Regions from separate parts of the Homo sapiens genome. Here region 1 is linked to region 2. A link is an interaction called in ENCODE POLR2A ChIA-PET data of the cell type or tissue named here. Cell type or tissue: Panc1. All regions are shown on one strand. Links, peaks and the distances in the headings refer to the core of each region. The heading gives the core; the rest is flanking DNA. Region 1 holds the start of KCNJ10 (potassium inwardly rectifying channel subfamily J member 10). Region 2 overlaps ATP1A2 (ATPase Na+/K+ transporting subunit alpha 2).

What was found. Peaks named below come from ENCODE experiments on the same cell type or tissue, not always from the same donor. Only the 100,000 strongest peaks of a DNase experiment are listed, where the experiment ranks them.
Region 1: POLR2A ChIA-PET joins it to region 2 with 8 read pairs; 4 of 35 experiments call an interaction of 5 or more read pairs at or near these places.

What each region holds. Positions count from the first base shown.
Region 1 is chr1:160,068,829-160,074,202 of GRCh38, reverse strand. It overlaps KCNJ10 (potassium inwardly rectifying channel subfamily J member 10), which reads left to right and starts at 4,043. Exons shown (of 2, transcript NM_002241.5): 1 at 4,043-4,181. RefSeq lists enhancers at 1,955-2,314, 4,492-4,661, a silencer at 3,852-4,081 and a cis regulatory region at 4,576. In Panc1, for the core only: no CTCF peak of the experiment used is centred there; no DNase peak of the experiment used is centred there; H3K4me3 peaks cover 418 bases; H3K27me3 peaks cover 1,548 bases.
Region 2 is chr1:160,141,742-160,147,115 of GRCh38, reverse strand. ATP1A2 (ATPase Na+/K+ transporting subunit alpha 2) reads right to left here. Exons shown (of 23, transcript NM_000702.4): 23 at 3,525-5,374. Among named protein-coding and RNA genes, the nearest start is that of ATP1A4, 7.2 kb to the left of the region's middle. In Panc1, for the core only: no CTCF peak of the experiment used is centred there; no DNase peak of the experiment used is centred there; H3K27me3 peaks cover 709 bases.

The DNA of each region.
Region 1 (5,374 bases), core at 300-5,299, 73 kb after region 2:
GGTGAACACCTGTAGTTCCAGCTACGTTTGAGGTTGAGGCAGGAAGACTACTTCAGCACAGGAGTTCAGGGTTGCAGTGAGCTGTGATCACACCACTGCACTCCAGCCTAGGGGACAGAGTGAAACCCTGTCTCAAAAAAAAAAAAAAGATTAAAAATTAAAAAAAAAAAAACCCAGAGAGTGGGTAATTTATAAAGAAAAAAGGTTTAATTGGCACACAGTTCTGCAGGATTTACAGGAAGCATGGTGCTGACATCTGCTCAGCTTCTCAGGAGACCTCAGGAAGCTTTTACTTGTGGTGGAAGGCAAAGCAGGAGCAGGCACATCACATGGCAAAAGCAGGAGCAAGAGAGAGTTGATGATGGGGGATGTTGCCATATACTTTTAAACACCCAGATCTCACGAGAACTCACTATCATGAAGATAGCACCAAGCCGCTGAGGGACCTGCCCCCATGATCAAAACACCTCCCACCAGGCCCATGTCCAGCATTGGCATTAAAATCCAGCATGAAATTTGAGCAGGATCAAAGATCCAAACTATTATTACCTGGTGAGAGGTAATGGTGTCCTAGACTACAGCAATGATAGTGGAATAGAGAGGAAGGGGACAATATTGAGGCTATTTAGAATACAGATGCATTGATTCAATAAGGGAGATGAGGTGAGGAAGATTGAAGAATCTAGGATGGCTGCCATGTTTCTGGTTGGGTGATGATAGTGTATCTACCATGGTAGAGAATAAATGGAGAGGAGCACTCTTGTGAGCAAGGTGACATGTTCGACTTTAAATATGTTGAGTTTGAAATGGATATCCGGGTGGGCTGGACATATTGACACATGGGTGGTAGTTGAAGCTAAATGGATGGATAACATTTTTGGAAAAATAATAAGTGCACAATAAATGTCTGTTAATGATCCATAAATCATTACAGTCCCTTTGCTTTCTCTTCTGTGGTGTTCTTCATGTTTATTTTGGAGTTCCACCAGAGCCTCCAAGCTAAGCTTGTCCAACCCACCGCCTGTGGGCTGCATGCAGCCCAGGACAGCTTTGAATGAGGCCCAACACAAATTTGTAAACTTTCTTAAAACATCATGAGGGTTTTTTTTGTGATTTTTTTTTTTTAAAGCTCATCAGCTACTGTTAGTGTTAGTGTATTTTATGTGTGGCCCAAGACAATTCTTCTTCTTCCAATGTGGCCCAGGGAAACCAAAAAATTGGACACCCCTGCCTAAGTCCTCTCTGTCTGTGAATGTCAAGACTGTGGCCCCCTTAAGGATCTTTTGGATGTCCTATTTTTTGAAACTTAAAGGTCTTATACCAGTCTTGCAGGCTGGCCCTCAGACCACCTCACCACAGCCCCTCATCCATATTGACTTAGGAAGAGAGGGCATTCGGAGTGTGAAGAAGAAAAACTGGAAGACTGTTTCTTTTTCTTTTTATTTTGTGTTTTGTTTTGTTTTGTTTTTGGAGACAGAGTCTAGCTCTGTCCCCCAGGCTGGAGTGCAGTGGCGTGATCTCGGCTCACTGCAACCTCTGCCTCCCAGGTTCAAGCGATTCACATGCCTCAGTCTCCCAAGTAGCTGGGATTACAGGCGCGTGCCACCAGGCCCGGCTAATTTTTGTATTTTTAGTAGAGATGGGTTTTTGCCATGTTGGCCAGGCTGGTCTCAAACTCCTGACCTCAGGTGATCCACCCACCTTGGCCTCCCAAAGTGCTGGGATTACAGGCATGAGCCACCTGGCCTGGCCTGTTTCTAGTACATTGTCTGGTTTCTATTTCTCTCCTCTCTATGAGTAGAGTTCTCAAAAGTGTAACCTATACTTGCTGACAGTTTCTCACTTTCTAGTGGTAACTTGTAATCTGGTTCCCACCTTGCTCACTCTTCTGAAATTGCTCTCAAATGTCACTAGAGACTTTGTCACTGCCAAACCCAATGCCTCTTCTCTCTGTACTTGTTGGCACTGTTAGAACCTCCTCCTTAACAGTCTCTCCTTCCTTAGCTCCATGACATCTCACTTTCTTTGTCTCCTTCCTGCCTGTCTGGTGGATTCTCTTTCACTCTTTGGGGGTCCTTCTTCTTCCCATCCCCTAAACATAGGTGTTCCTCACTCTCTGTGCCAGGCTCTCATTTCTCTGTGCAGTCTTTGTTGGGATCTACCCTGTTCTCATAGCTTCAACTCACACTGCCCTGGCAGCAATGACCTCCTTTCTCTCTCTGGTTCTGACCCCTCTCCACAGCTTCCAGCTCTGAACTCATCACTTCCTCTTCCCCCACCTCAGTCTCCTCACCAGGTGTGATCCCCCCCAGGCTCCCCTATGCCCGTGAATGACCTCGCAGTTCTGATCACCTGACTTGAGACTCTAGTATGATCTCTGAAGCTTCCCTCTTTTGCTCAACATGTCAAGTTGGCTTCAAACTTTTTTCATTTTCTTTTGATTTTTCTGTACTCCAATTCATTTTCTGTGTTCCACTTTTCACCATTGCCACGCTGATTTGGGCTGTCATCTCTTCATGCTTATATTATTGCAATTATTTTCTATCGTCTACTTGCCTACTATATCCACTTGGTTCAAACTATTTTGTCACCTCCCGATTAATTTTCCTAAAATGCCATAGCTTTCTCCTACTCCATCCTTCCCAAGAACCTTCAATTGCTCTCCGTAGCCTACAGAAACTCTGGCCTGACCACAAATCAGCACAACTCTGTGTTTCTTCCGGATGTTCCCCTTAACACAAACACTGCCTATGGTGCCTAACCTTTAGTCCCGTCCTTCCAGCTTCTCCAATGAGGCTATTTGAATGGACATTTACTTATCTTATGGCTTTTAGTGGTTAAACTAAGCTACATTCCTAGTTTCTTTCCTTTTTTTACCTGAATTTATAGCAATTCAATATGGTAACACTGGTTATTGATTAGCAGTTAAATGTTTATGATGATCAGAAATGAGGAAATAATTATATTCTTTTTAAATAAATGCTGGGGGTGGGGGTGAATTAAAACCTCTCAACACATAGATTCAGAAAATTAAAGAAATCTTTGGTGATGAAAGGGTTGAGAACCATCACCCTGCACTCTAATCTAGTAAATGGGACAGTTTGATGCTGTTTCCCAAGTGAACTTGTATTTTCACGTCTCCCCAGGACTCTGCTACGTTGTTCCCTCTGCCTTAAATGCAACAGAGTCCTGGGGACCATCTCTCAGCACCTGAATCTTCTGCTTCCTTTGGGACCCTAATCAGATGTTACCTCTTTCCTCCCACATCTGCTAGGAGCCCTCTGAGTAGAATGACCTCTCCCTTTTACAGCCTTCAGTACCTCCCGCACTTCGCTGAGGGTTCCGGCCTTATCTTTCCTTACAGAGAAAGCCGCTGCAGGTGGGCACCGTGTGCTGCGCGTCTCTCACCCAGCACCGCACCGGGGACTTAGGAGACGGTGAACAACACGGGAATTGTGCCCAAAGATACAGTCCTGTGGCTCAGGGAGCCCAGGCCTACTCCGCCCCAATCTCACTTCCAGGCGCCGCCTTCGGCGCTGCCTGCAGGGCCACTGGGCCGGTCCTGAATTCATTTCCACTTCGTTAACTCGGTCCCAGTCCCGCCCCCCGGCTCCAGCTCTCGTAACCCATCGCTGACAGGACCGCCTCCCTTTTCTTCCTTCTCCCTTCCCCTGTCACCCTGCCAGCTCAGCTCCTATCGTTTCGCATATCGTCTCTTCATCTCTCTTTCTCCCCGGGTCTGTCTGGGTCTCTGTCTTTGGATATTTCTCTCTGCGCCTGCAGCTGTCTGGGTCTCCGCTTCCTTGCCCCGCACGCCCCGCCCCCTGCCCAAGACCCTCCAATCTCGGCGGCTCGAGCCTGGCGCTCCACTCTCCCATTGGTCTGTTCGGAGCCCCCCGCCCCCGCCTGCCCGGCCCCCCTCCGGGCCCCTCCATTCACACAAAGTTTGGCTCCGGCGCTGCGGAGGGAGGGGGCGGCCCGGCCCGGCCCAGCTCTGCCCCCGGCCGGCCCGACCCCGGCCCCGGCCCCCGGACAAGCCCTTATCTGATCCCAGCTCCGGGTTTAAGAGTCCTGGCCCGGCCCGTCGCACAGCTCTGCTCCTAACTCCTGCCCGCCCCGTCCGTCCATCTGTCCCGCTGCCCCGCGGCCCATCCAAGGGGCCACTCCACCTCGGACCCAAGGTAAGACCCTGGCCCTGATGAAGGAGTTCTGCCGCCCCGGCCGGGTCCTGTCCCCCTAACTCTCCAGAGACATCGGGGTCCCAGATCCTCAGTCCCTACCCTGCCTGGCCTCAGCGGTACCACCGTCTTGTTCCCCTGCCTCCCGCCTTGGGCAGTCCCAAATGGAGCCTCCTGGGAAGGGCTCCCCACGAGGAAACTAGCCAGGCTGGTCACCTCAGCCCTTTCATCTAAGGAAGGGGCTTTCCCGATGCCCCCTCCCACTGGGCAGACCAGCAGTTGCATCCCTGCTCCTCTAGTTAATACAGTGACAACCACACATAACCAGGCACCCCATACACAGGCACAACAGACAGTGCGCCCTCCTCCCCATATGGACAGGTTACTCCCATCCCCAGCCCCTCCCCCACTCCCCATACAGTGACAATCACATAGTGACACCCATGATCGCTAGTTCCCACATGGGGAGAAAAACAGATACTGGCAGCTTAAACCGGGGAGCCACCAAAGCCTGGTGTGCTCCAGACCCCTGCCCACCCAATCTCTTCCTTCTATTCTGAGTGGCTCCCATTTTAAGACATCCCTCCTCATGGCCCCTCACCCTCACCCCAGCTGTTTCGCACTGGGATTTCCAGAAGGAAAGGAGCAGGGCCACTTCTGCTAGAGTGAGAAGGGCAGATTGGGTTCTATAAACTCACCCTCCAGATGGAGACGCCCCTTCCCATTCCATTCCTCCTCTCATCAGAACTAACCCAGGGCACCTGTGTTAGGGAACAGATGAAGGATGGAACTTCCTGATTTGGGGGAGGAGAGCTGAACCCAGGAATGGGTAGAAGGACAACACTGGGAAAAAGTGAGGGTGGGTTCTGGTGTCTTGAAGTTTAATTCCAGTGAGTGCCCCAGGCAGGGTGAGGCAGATGGGGAAGAAGCTGGTGCAGATTTGGACCCCAAAGAGGCCAGTGCTTAAAGCCTGCTTCTGTTGCTTACCAATACAAATTCTGACTAAAGATGTCTGGCCAGTCTGCTCTTGCTGTGGTGTTTGAATTTTTTTTCTCCCCACTGGGACTGCTTTAGGCTGCCTGGGTGGGAGGGAGATAATGACAGGAGATTTAGGGCCCCCATGTGAGAGATGGCCTTGTTTAAGGGTGCTGAGGAGGGCCTGGAGTGGTTGTCATGAAATTAGCCCCAGGAGGGGT
Region 2 (5,374 bases), core at 76-5,075:
GTGACTGGGACCATAGGTGTGGGCCACCACCCCAGGCTAATTTTTTTTTTTTTTTTTTTAATAGAGATGAGGTCTCACTGTGTTGCCCAGGCTGGTCTCAAATTCCTGGGCTCAAGCAATCCTCCTGCGTCAGCTTCCCAAAGTGCTGGGGTTGTAGACGTGAACCATAGCACCTGGCTTATTTAGAACTTTTTTTTTTGGAGATGGAGTCTCTGTTGCCCAGGCTGGGGTGCTGTGGCACCATCTCGGTTCATTGCAACCTCTGCCTCCTGGATTCAAGTGATTCTCAAACCTCAGCATCTCAAGTAGCTGGGATTACAGGCACCCGCCACCATGCCTGGCTAATTTTTTTTTTGTATTTTTAGTAGAGACGGGGTTTCACCATGTTGGCCAGGCTGGTCTCAAACTCCTGACCTCAAGAGATCCGCCCACCTCAGCTTCCCAAAGTGCTGGGATTACAGACGTGAGCCACCGCGCTCGGCCTTTGTAGAACTTTTAAACACAAACTGCTTATCGAGGATTTCAAATGTTTTATTGCAATTATTTGTTATAGTTGCTGTTATTGGTTTTCTAGACTTACTACATCCTTTCCTCTCTTCTCTGAACATGATTACATTTTCTTTTTTTTTGAGACCGAGTTTCACTCTTGTACCCCAGACTGGAGGTGCAATGGCGGGATCTCAGCTCATTGCAACCTATGCCTTCCGGGTTCAAGTGATTCTCCTTCCTCAGCCACCCGAGTAGTTGGGATTACAGGCGCGCGTGCCACCACGCGCAAATTTTTGCATTTTTAGTAGAGACAAGGTTTCACTACGTTGGCCAGGCTGGTCTCAAACTCCTGACCTCAGGTGACCCACCTACCTCGGCCTCCCAAAGTGCTAGGATTACAGGCGTGAGCCACCGCGACTGGCCCATGATTATATTTTCTGATACACTTTTTCCTCCAACATTTTTATCAGTAATAGATACTGAATTTTACTGATAGCCTCCTCAACCTTTTTTGAAATGATTATTTCATCCTTTGTCTAGTTAATGTTAGTTGTTTGTAACATTTTCCTTGTAATATGCTATCCTTGCATTCCACCATTTGGGGTAGTCAATTTATTATCTATATTAAATATAAAATTTTAACAAAATAGTACTTATCTCATAAAATAGGCTGGGCAACACAAAACACAAAATAATTTTTTATATTCCAGCACATTTTAAATAATATAAGGAAATTCTTTGAGGAATTTGCAAAAAATCCTTCATTGAATTCACTGGAGCCAAGGATATTTTTGAAAGACTCACTTTGTATTAAATGTCTTCCTTTGATATTGATCTAACCACTTTCTTCCTATTTTTTGCTGCGTTCTTAGCATTATGAATATTTAGTGACTATCTCTGATTATCTCTGATGCATGATCACATTTCCTATTCTGTAGATAAAAAGAAAATGCCATGGAAAGACTTTCTGCCTGGGTCAAAAGTTGGCCTTAGCTTCTCAGATTACATTCAATAGTAAGATTCTTCTTTTTGCTAAAATCCTCTAGCAGACCATCAAATCTCTTTGGATCTTTTTCTTTCTTTCTTTTCTTTTCTTTCTTTCTTTTTTTTTTTTTTTTCTGAGATGAAGTCTTGCTCTGTCACCCAGGCTGGAGTATAGTGGCACAATCTCGGCTCACTGCAGCCTCTGCCTCCTGGGTTCAAGCCATTCTTCTACTTCAGCCTCCTGAGTAGCTGGGATTACAGGTGTATACCCGGCTAATTTTTGTATTTTTAGTGGAAGACAGGGTTTCACCATGTTGGCCAGGATGGTCTCGAACTCCTGACCTCAAGTGATCTGCCCACCTTGGCTTCTCAAAGTGCTGGGATTACAGGCGTTAGCCACTGTGCCTGGCCTGGATCTTTTTCTTAACCCCCTACCGCATCTTTGAGATCATATCTTCTCCCTTTCTCACGGATCTGCCTTGCCCCTGCTGCTCAAATGTTAATTGTCCACAAATTCCTGGCTCCCTTGGCAGCCTCCCCAGTTCACTGAGCCATTGGGCTAGTCAGGCTCTGTCCATGCACATAGGCTTTCTGTTCTTGCAGTTGCAGAGCATGGCATGGTTAAGAGGGCAGGCCCTGGAGTCAGACTGGCCTAGGTTTGAATCCTGCTTCAGATGCTTACTACCTTTGAAACTTTGAATAATAATTTAACTTTCTGAGCACCAGTTTTCTCATCTGTAAATTGGAGATAATAATAGTCTCCATCTTACTGAATTACTGTGAGGATCCTTTCAGTCATCCAACACATATTTATTAATTGTCTAACGTGTGTCAGATGTTTTAGGTGCTAAGGATAAAGGTGTTGAACAAAAGAAATAGAGTCTCTGTCTTCATGGAACTTATACTGGAGGAGTCAGACAAACAAAAGCATAAACAGCAACAAAATACATGTATATCTTTCTAAATATTACATCTAGCTGTCTTTCTATCTAAATTTAAGGTAATAAGTATTTATGAACAAAAACGAAGAGAACAGAGAAAGAGGTTCCAGGAAGTCATTTTATTTGAGGTCCTCTGTGAGGATCTTACTGATGTTTAAGGAGTGATCTGAATGAAGTGACAAAGCCAGGCATGTGAATAACTAGGGAAAAGTGTTCCTGGCAGAGGGACCATCAAGAATAAAGGCCCTGTGGTGGGATGAACGGAGACTATACAAATAAAATTTTGGCATAGTTATGGCACAAAATGAGCTGTGATTAAGGCTCTTATAATCACTACTAACTATAACTGTCATTAATGACACTGTTAAGAGTCATAATAAAGGGGCTGCAATATGGCTTGGGCAAGAATTGACTTCTGACCGTTATTCTGAAATCCTGGCATAGGTTGTAAGAGTTGGTGTCTTTCTCTCTCCCATTCCCAGGGCCCCCCTGGAGCAATGCACACCCACCCACCCACCCCTCCATCTCCAGCACACAAGCGTCCCCCCTACTGCTCATTACATTCTGTCCATGATGGTTTCTGATGTCTACTACTCAGGTGAATTTCAAGGATTGCATCCACTTTACCCCCACCCCTTAAAGAGAGCACCCAGGACAAAGCTCTGCATGAAGTACAGATTGTGAATTGGTGTTGACTCTTGGGCTCCTCAACCCACTATCTCCTTCCCCCATCCCATCAGATAGAGAATGGCCTGATTTTGGTCTGGAACAGAAAAAGCAGAAGTGCCCCTGAGGATCTTGTTCTTAATAGACTCACAGGCCCCTCCCTGTCCTGGACAAACTCTTGTGGCTCTTAGGGTGGGATCAGCATGAGGAAGGAGGCTCCTGCTATAGTTTCTTGTAGGTTATTTTGCAACCTAACTTCTTCCCCTCTTGCTTTCTCCACGGACATCATCTGCTCCCAGACCATTTCCCTCCCATCCCTGACACTTGCTATCTCTTTGTTGCTTTCCCTACAAGCCGAGTTCTGCCACAGCACATATTTCAATATCACGATTTAGGAGGGAGGCAAGTATAAAGTGTAGAAATCTGAATTATGGAAGAGATTTCTTTTTTTTTCATAAAGAAATGCCACTTTATTATTTTCAAGTACATAGGTAGTACCTCAAACTAATGTCTTACAAAAGGTCACCAATAAAGATCCTGTAGATGTTTCTTTAACAAATACATAAAGATTGATGATAATTAGCCCATGCACTCGCTGCTTCTAAAAGGATATTTCTAAAGTGCCTGAAAAGTATTGTTTTTGGTAGACTAAACATGCCACCTCTAGCAATATTGTTTATGCTCTTAATTTACTAAAAAAATGCCATTTTTATTGATTGTGCAAAGATAAACTTTTGTCCACAGTTAGTAATCTCCAATTAATCGGATCCAAATTAATATTGTCTCCCACTTAGATTCCCAGGCCCAAGGCAATGACTCCCTTACTTCCTTGCTTCTGATAAAGCAAAATTCCAGTGCAATGAAATGACAGCCTTTGGGAGGTGGTTTATGGGTCTGACCCAATGCTTGTCTTTTGTGCTTCCTTCCTGTCTGCCTTAGGTCTTCCATTTTCCTCAGATGTCTTTCTCACTTGCATGACCTATCTAGGTCTCTCTCTACAGGACATTCCCAGTGCCTTCTAAGCCAGGCTTAGAGAATGGGCAAGGCTGCCTGCAGAGCAAAAGTGTTAGATAGGGAGTAAGGGAAAGAAAGCTATCTCCTGTAGGAACCTGAAACCAACTCTCCAGCCCAGGGTAAGTGGGCACAATGATCGTCGGTTTGAAGGGCATTTGCCTGGAGGGAACAGCCCTGCCACCTAAGACGTCAAAAGCAAATCATTTTTTTTTTTTTTGAGATGGAGTCTCACCCTTTCGCCCAGGCTGGAGTGTAATGGCACGATCTCAGCTCACTGCAACCTCTTCCTCACAGGTTCAAGCAATTCTCCTGCCTCAGCCTCCTGAGTAGCTGAGATTACAGGCGTGTGCCACCATGACTGGCTAATTTTTTGTACTTTTAGTAGAGACAGGGTTTCACCATGTTGGCCAGGCTCGCCTCGAACTCCTGACCTCATGATCCACCTGCCTCGGCCTCCCAAAGTGCTGGGATTACAGGCATGAGCCACCGCACCCAGAAAAAGCAAATCTCTTAGTATTTTTCCTCTTGTCCAAAGGTTCTGACCATGTTCATGACCTAAGCTTGTCCCTGGAAGCATACATGTCCCTGGGAGACAGGAAGGTTCAGGGAACTTCTCCACCCTGATTCTAGCCAATGGCCAGCGAACTCCTTTTCCAGGGTTGGCTTGGCAGTGTCGGGGAATGATGCAGGTTCATCGGGATGGGCATGAAAAGAAAGGGAATGGAAGAGGCTGGGAAAGAACTTGTGGCCATCCCTTTCAGAACAGCATGGAGCTCTGAGGACTTAGTATTACAGAAGGTGAAGTGTTATTAAGTACATGAGTGACATCCGGACCTTGTGGACTAAGAGGACCCCTAACCAAGGGTCAGCGGGGAACTCTGTGGCACACAAGTGTGGCATTTCTGGAAGCTCTTGATTGCCTTCTGGTCCTGCCTCTGCTGCTACCCTGATGAGATCTGAGTTTGTTCTGCTGGTGGGGTATTCTAAAATGTGGGACGTAGAGCTGGAGTCCACGACATCTATCTGGAGACTCATGTCAAATGTCCTGTCATTGGCACTACCTCACTTCCTTTGTTGTTTCCTTCCTCCAGCCAGCCCTACCTCCATCTCCCACCTGTCTGCCCAGCTCTCCCTGAAGGTCCCTTACCAGCCTCGACTGGGAGACAAGTCCACCTTTTCCAGTCTCAGGCTCTTGCACTCACCAGAAGAACCTTTTGTGATTGCAAGGTCTGAAGGGGAAGCCAGGGATAGAGTCCTGCAGGAAGCTAACGGGGGTGGAA